2 separate regions of the Homo sapiens genome follow, and region 2 is linked to region 1. A link is an interaction called in ENCODE POLR2A ChIA-PET data of the cell type or tissue named here. Cell type or tissue: GM12878. All regions are shown on one strand.

Region 1 (4,000 bases):
TGAACTGCATTTCTATCCATATTCTGAATTTTACTTCTGTCATGTCAGCCATCTTAGCCTCAGCCTGGTTCTGAACCTTTGCTGGAGAGGTGATGTGGTCATTGGATGAGGGAAGGTACTGTGGCTTTTTGAGTTTTCAGCATTCTTGCAATAATTTTTTACCTTTGTGGGCCTGTCATCAATTTTTGAGGTTGCTGACCTTTGCTTATTTTTCTTTTTTATCTTATTTAATTACCTTGAGGGTTCATTGTGATATAAGGTGAATTCAGCCAATTGGCTTTGTTTCTGGAAGATTTTGGGGGACCAACATTCTGTTCCCAACTCCTGGACCACGTGCTTTAACTCCAGTGGACTTCTATTGGGTCTCAACTTTGTTCTCTGGCTCCTCAAGGTTTTGAGTCTTCTGAGCTGCGGTGGCCCAGGTGAAGCAGCTGCAGCAGAGTGCTAGTGAATGCAGAGGTGTCTGCCTCACTATGGTTGCTCATCACGAAGGCTGAAGCAAGGCAACTGGAGGAGGAGTGGAAGGCCCCTGCTGGAGACTGTGTGCTGTTACAGTGGAGGTGGTGTTGGATTAGGGTGGGTTGCTGGGCAGCACAATTCTGAGTCTCTTCTCTGTGCTCCACAAGTTAAGAGTGATCACTTAGGTTATGGGAGGATTTCCTGTTCTCTGTGCAGCTTTAGCACAAGGGTGGGGGACTGGCAGGGTCAGGGCTGTCTGGTTCTGTGCCTGCCAAGGCTACATCTGCAAAGGCTGTCAGTAGAGGGGAGGGGTGCAGTAGGAGGGTGTACTGCACTCCTGTGTGCTGCTGGGGCAAGTAAAGCTAAACTCACTCATGCAGATTTGCATCAGCACAGTGGCATGGGAAGTTGCTGTGGACTCAGGAGAAGCTGCAGTCTTGGGAGAGAACATGTAGACTGGGTGCATGGCTATAGGGGCCACCTTGCTGGAGTTCTCCAGTCAGGCACAGTCCACTGCTGCAGAAGCTATGGTGTGAGCCCCCAGGGCACCAAAGACTACCCTGTAAGCAGTCATGGCCAGGCTGGGGCCCTGGGGAAGGGCAGAAGTCCAAGGAGTGCTCAAGTTGAACCAGCCTCATCTGATGTGCAGAATTGCCCGGAAAAGACCAGGTTTGACAGTTCCCCTAGGGCTAAAGTCTATTATGTGACCAAGTTAAGCCTAAAGAGATGGCCTTTGATGGTCACACTTTGCTACAGATGCTCCCACACCAACCCCTCTTGGCTTCACATCAGCTGGCTTACTGCTCCACTACTTTGCTTGTCTCCTGGAGGATCCCCCCAGAGAGGTGCTGGTCAGCAATCACTCAATGCAATCATCCCAGGATGGAGACGCTGTTCTGTGGGCCCAAGCCAGGGGTTCCCTGTTTTGTGACTAGCAGTGAGATGTGTGGGATCCATGGGGGATGGTCAGGCCTCCTCTTCCTGAACCAACTGGAGCTTGTTGGGGGTGTGAATATGGCATTTAGGGTCTTTGATCCTTTGGTAGTCTGAGGGTAGCAAGGTAAATTCCACCACAGAAGCTGTGGCAGAGAGGCTTTCAGGGGCCCCTGGAGGCTCTGTCCAGGGAGTTTCCAAGTCGCTAATAGCTCAATAGTTCTGGCAGGGAGTGGCTAGAGGCCCAGGCTTGGGAGATCTGCCTGGTGAGGAGATATGGGAACAGGCAACCACATTACAGTCTGGTCACTTTTCTGTAGGGCTGCTGCAGTATGCTGGGGGCCCACTCCAGTCCCTAGTTGCCTCAGATTTTCCAGTACCTGAAGGTATTACCAGTGAAATATGAGAAACAGCAAAGATGGCAGCCTGCCCTTTTTCCGAATAGCTCTGTACCAGGGAGGTACAGACCTGTTGCTGGCCCAAACACACCTCTAAGAGGTGTCTGAAGACCCCAGTTGGGAGGTCTAACACAGTCAGAAGGACTGTGTTAATACCTCGGTGATGGGTTGATAGCTGCAGCAAAATACCATGGCACATATTTACCTATGTAACAAACCTTCACATCCTGGACATGTATCCTGGAACTTAAAATAAAACAAATACAATGAACAACAACAAAAATAAATTATTAATAAATAACAACTGAATGAAGAAAAGAAAGAAGAAAGAAAGAAAGAGAAAGAAAGAAAGAAAGAAAGAAAGAAAGAAAGAAAGAAAGAAAGAAAGAAAGAAAGAGAGAGAAAGAAAGAAAGAAAAGAAGGAAGGAAGGGAAAGAGAGACAAGGCAGGATGATGTCCCACCCAGGAGCAATGCAGAGGCAAATGAACCTCCCAGGGAAGTGATGAGTCAATGTGAAGCCCCAGGTAACATGCTTCTCCCACAGATCTCTGCAACCCTCGGGTCAGGAAGTTCCCTCATGAGCCCACTCCACCAGGGCCTTAAGTGTGACACACAGAGCTACGTGGAGTCTAAGTAGAGCAGCTGACCACATTTTCATAGAGCAGCTGTGCTGTGCTGGGGGTACATATCAGCCCCTGGTCACCTTGGAACCTCCAAACCTCAAAGGCAGGATTGGTTAGGTTGCCCAAACAGCAAAGATGACAGCCTGCCCCTTCCCCAGAAGCTCTATACTAACCCTATACCTGAAAACTCTGTCAGCTAAGGAACACCAGTGGCGGTACCCAAAATCCCTGTTGGGAGACTCCACCCAGTGATGAGGAGCAGGGTCAGGGATCCACTTAAAAAAGCAGTCTGCTCACACATTTTTGTAGGACTGCTTTGCTGTGCTGGGCTATCACTTTCACCCCAGTCATCTTGGACTGTTCAAAGCCTCCAAGTTGAAATTGCTAAGTCGCCCAAACAGCAAAGATGGCAGCCCACACCTCTTGCGAGCCCTCTCCCAGGGTGTTTTCAAATCTCTAGTGGCGGGAGAACACTGATTGGGGTGGCTAGAAGCCCCTGTTTGGAGGTCCCGCCCAATAGGAAGGAACAGGATCTGGAACCTGCTTAAAGAAGCAGTCTGGCCAAGTTTAGGTAGAGTAGATTTGCAACAGCTGAGGGATTCCTTCCACCCGCCCCCGGCCCAGTTCATCTGGACTCTCCAAAGCTCAAATGGCAGAACAGCTAAGTTGCTCAAACAGTAAAAATGGCAGTCCTCACTGCACACTACCCCTCTGCACCCAACCCCCAGCTCCATCCCCGGTAGGCACAACACTGCTACCATGACTGTCTGGAATTCCAAGCCAGTGGGTCTTATCCTGTGAGGTGTTGTGAGGGTGGCGCTTGCAGGTGGCCGCCTGAATTCAACCTCTTTGCTAGGAATATGGTCACATTCCTAACCTCCCACTTTGCCAGAACTACAGCTACTTTTGCCAGGAAGCCCAGAAAGCTGGGGTATCTAAAACTCCCAGGTCTCTACACATGCCTGAGCTGCTGCTCTGCCTAAACTCCATGTAGCTCTGTGTGTCACAATTAAGGCCCTGGTGGAGTGGGTTCATGAGGGGACTTCCTGACCCGAGGGTTGCAGAGATCTGTGGGAGAAGCATGTTACCTGGAGTTGCACATTCACTCATCACTTCCCTGGATCAGGGATGTTTGCTTGGCTCTGCATTGCTCCTGGATGGACCATCATCCTGCTTGCTTTCTTTTCTTTCCTTCCTTTCTTTCTTTCTTTCTTTCTTTCTTTCTTTCTTTCTTTCTTTCTTTCTTTCTTTCTTTCTTCCTTGCTTTCTTGCTTGCTTTCTTGCTTTCTTGCTTTCTTTTCTTGCTTTCTTTCTTGTCTTTCTTTCTTTCTTCTTTCTTTCTTTCTTTCCTTCCTTCCTTCTTTCTTTCTTGCTTTCTTTCTTTTCTTCCTTTCTTCTTCCTTTCCTTGTTCAAAGGTCATTTATTAATAATTTATTTTTGTTGTTGTTCTTCATTGTATTTGTTTTGTCTTAAGTTTCAGGATACATGTCCAGGATGTGCAGGTTTGTTACATAGGTAAATATGTGCCATGGTGGTTTGCTGCAGCTATCAACCCATCACCGAAGTATTAAGCCCGGAATGCATT
Region 2 (4,000 bases), 60 kb before region 1:
TGATTCAGGAAATATGAACATTTTAATAAAATTGCTTCTTCTAATCCACGAAAATTACATATCTTTTTATATTTTGTGTCCTCTTCAATTTTTTTGCACCAGTGTTTTGTAGTTTTTATTGTATATACCTTTCAGTTTATTGGTTAAGGTAAATTTTAGGTATTTAATTTTATTTGTTGCTCTTGTAAATGGAATTATATTTTTATTGCTTTTCTAGATTGTTTACTGTTAGCACATAGAAATGCTACTCATTTTGTATCTGCAACTTCATGAAATTTATTTATCAGTTTTAATTTTTTTTTTGGTGAAGCCTTCAGGTTTTTTGAATTATAAGACATATCATCTGCAAACAAGGATAATTTGACTTCTTCCTCTCAAATTTCAATGTCCTTTATTTCTTTAACTTGTCTTGTTGCTCTACCTACGACTTCCAGGACTATGCTGAACGACAATGGTGACAGTGGGAATCCTTGGTGTGTTCCAGATTTCAGAAGAAATACTTAGCTTTTTCCTGTTCAGTATGATACTAACTGTGGGTCTGTCACAGATGGATTCTATTAAGTTGAGGTATGTTTCTTGTACTCTCATTTTATTGAAGCTTTTATCAGGAAGATATTTTAAGCATTATCAAGTGTGTTTTCAGCATAAATTGAAATGTTCATATGGATTTTGTCCTTCATTCAGTTGATTAGATGTATTGCATTGATTGATTTCCATATACTTAATTTTGCTAACATCATTGAGCTAAATCCCAACTGGTCATAATGATTGATTTTTATTTAATGTGCTGTTGAATTGGATTTCTTAGTATTTTGTTCAGGATTTTTACACCAATATTTATCAGTGATATTAGTCTGTAGTTCTCTTTTAAAAAAAAATGTGTATTTTTCTGGTTTTCTATTTGCCCCATAGAATGAGTTTGGAAGTGTTCCTCTTATTCTATTTTTGCAGAGTTTGAAAGGTATTGATATTAGTTTTTGTTTTTTTTTTTAACTTTTTAATGTTTGGAAGTATTCAACAGTGAAGTGATTGGGTCCTGGGATTTTCTTTCCTAGGGTATGGCTTTGATTTTGTTACTCGTTATTTTTCCGGCCAGGGCAATCAAGCAAGAGAAAGAAATAAAGGGTATTTAAATAGGAAAAGAGGAAGTGAAATTATCTCTGTTTTCAGAAGACATGATTGTGTATTTAGAAAACCCCATCATCTCATCCCCAAATCTCCTTAAGCTGATAAGCAATTTCAGCAATGTCTCAGCATACAAAATAAATGTGCAAAAATTACAAGTATTCCTATACACCAATAACAGACAAATGGAGAGCCAAATCATTAGTGAACTCCCATTCACAATTGCTACAAAGAGAATAAAATACCTGGAAATAAAACTTAAAGGGATGTGAAGGACCTCTTCAAGGAGAACTACAAACCACTGTTCAAGGAAATGAGAGAGGACACAAACAAATGGAAAAACATTCCATGCTCATGGGTAGGAAGAATCAATATCATGAAAATGGCCACACTGCCCAAGGTAATTTATAGATTCAATGCTATCCCCATCAAGCTACCATTGACTTTCTTCACATGATTGGAGAAAACAACTTCAAACTTCATATGGAGCCAAAAAAGAGCCCACATAGCAAAGACAATCCTCAGAAAAAAAGAACAAAGCTGGAGGCATCATGCTACCTGACTTCAGACTATACTGCAAGGTTACAGTAACCAAAACAGCATGGTATTGGTACCAAAACAGGTATATAGTTCAATGGAACAGAACAGAGGCCTCAGAAATAATACCACACATCTACAACCAACTGATCTTTGACAAACCTGACACAAACAAGCAATGGGGAAGGGATTTCCTGTTTAATAAATGGTGTTCAGAAAACTGGCTCGTCATATGCAGAAAACTGAAACTGGACCCCTTCCTTACACGTTATACAAAAATTAACTCAAGATGATTAAGGACTTAAATGTAAGAACTAAATCCATAAAAATCCTAATTCAGGACACAAGCATGGACAGATTTTGGATATTTTTATGGTTCAATCTTGGTAATTGTTTGTGTCTAGGAATTTGTTCATTTCTCCTAGACTTTTGTAAATTTTCAGCATACAGTGGTTCATAGTAGCCACCGATGATCCTTTGCATTTCTGCAGTATCAATTATAATGTCTCCTTTTACATATCTGATTCTATTTATCTATGTTTTCTCTCTTCTTTTTAGTATAGCTAAAGGTTTATCAGTTTTGTTTATCTTCTCAAAAAAACCCAACTTTTTGTTTCATGGATATTTTGCACTTTTATTTTATTTCAAATTCATTTATTTCTGCTCTAATTCTTATCTTTTCTTTCCTTCCACTAATTTTCTGTTCATTTTGCTTTTGCTTTTCTTATTTTTAAAGATGCATTGTTAGGTTACTTATTTGAGGTTTTTCTTTTTTGTTGTCAGCACCTACAGGTATCTTTTTAGTGCTGCTTTCACTGAATCAGTTAGGTTTTGGTATCTTATGATTTTATTATATTTTTTGCAAGAAATTTTTTAAAGTTTAAAAATTTTTTCATTGATCCAATAGTCGTTAAAAAATCTATTGTTTAATTTCTATGTTTTTATATGGTTTTCAAAATTTCTCTTGTTATTGATTTATAGTTTTATTCCAGAGTAGTTAGATAAGATGCTTAATATTATTTCACTTTTTTTCTAAATTTTTAAAAATTTGCTTTGTAACTTAATATATGGTATCTCCTCAAGAATGATCCTTTCTTCAGCCACTGGATGAAATGTTCTGTAAATATTTGTTAGGTTCATTTGGTCTATTGTGCAGATTTAGTCCCATGTTTGTTTGTTAAATTTTTTTCTGAGAGATCTCTCCAGTGCTGAAAGTGGAGCATCAAAGTCTTCCATTCTTATCTTATTGGGGTCCATATCTTTTTTTATCTCTAATAATATTTACTTTATATATCTGGGTGACCCAGTGTTGGGTGCATATATATTTAAAATTGTTATATTGTCTTGCTGAATTGACTACTTTATCATTATTACATAGTGTACTTCATTGTCTTTCCTATTTTGTCTGATAAAAGTGTAATAACTCTTGCTCTTTTTTTGGTTTCCATTGACATGAAATATCTCTTTTCATCTCTTTATTTTCAGTCTATGAGTGTCTTCATAGCTGAAGTGTTTTTCTTGCAGGCAACAGAGAAATGGGTATTGTTTTTTTTCATTCATCCACTCACTCTATGTCTTGTCATTGGAGAGTTTAATCATTTACATTCAATGTTATTATTGATAAGTAGAGACTCCTTCCAATTTGTTATATATTTTATAATTTTTCTGTGGTCTTAGCTTTTTCTTTCTTTCCTCTCTAACTTCCTTTTAGTGAAAGCGATTTTCTCTGTACTATGCTTTAATTTCTTGCTTTTTAATTTATTTTGGTTTCAGTTGTATGTTTTTCTATTTGAGGTTAGCATGAGGTTTACACGTACTATCTTATCCATTATTTTAAACTGATGACAACTTAACACTGATTGCATAAACAAACATGCAAAAAGGAACTAATAAAAACTCTACACATTAATTTTATGTCTCTGATTTTTAACTTTTTATTGTTTCTCTTTATCACGTATCGTACTGTCTTGAAAAGTTGTTGTCGTTATCTTTTTTGATTGGTTTATCATTTACATTTCTACTTACATCAACAGTTTACACACCACAATTTCAGTGTTACACTATCCTGCGTTTTCTGTGTGCTTACTATTACCAATGAGTTTTGTAACTTCAGATGATTTCTTCTTGCTTATTAACACCCTTTTCTTTCAGCTAGAACTCTCTTTAGCATTTCTTATGCTACATATCTGCTGCTGATGAATTCTATAAGCTTTTGTTTGTTTGAGAAGATCTTTATTTCTCTTTCTTGATTAAAGGGTGTTTTTACTAGACATATCATTCTAAAGTAGAAGTTTTATTCTTCAGCTCTTTAAAAATATCGTGCCACTTTCTCCTGGCT

Evidence for each region. Peaks named below come from ENCODE experiments on the same cell type or tissue, not always from the same donor. Only the 100,000 strongest peaks of a DNase experiment are listed, where the experiment ranks them.
Region 2: POLR2A ChIA-PET joins it to region 1 with 8 read pairs; 3 of 35 experiments call an interaction of 5 or more read pairs at or near these places.

What each region holds. Positions count from the first base shown.
Region 1 is chr4:69,500,279-69,504,278 of GRCh38, reverse strand. It overlaps a transcript of UGT2B4 not described here. Among named protein-coding and RNA genes, the nearest start is that of UGT2B4, 6.4 kb to the right of the region's middle. In GM12878, no CTCF peak of the experiment used is centred here; a DNase peak (open chromatin) is centred at 2,348.
Region 2 is chr4:69,560,770-69,564,769 of GRCh38, reverse strand. No RefSeq gene overlaps it. Among named protein-coding and RNA genes, the nearest start is that of UGT2B4, 67 kb to the right of the region's middle. In GM12878, no CTCF peak of the experiment used is centred here; no DNase peak of the experiment used is centred here.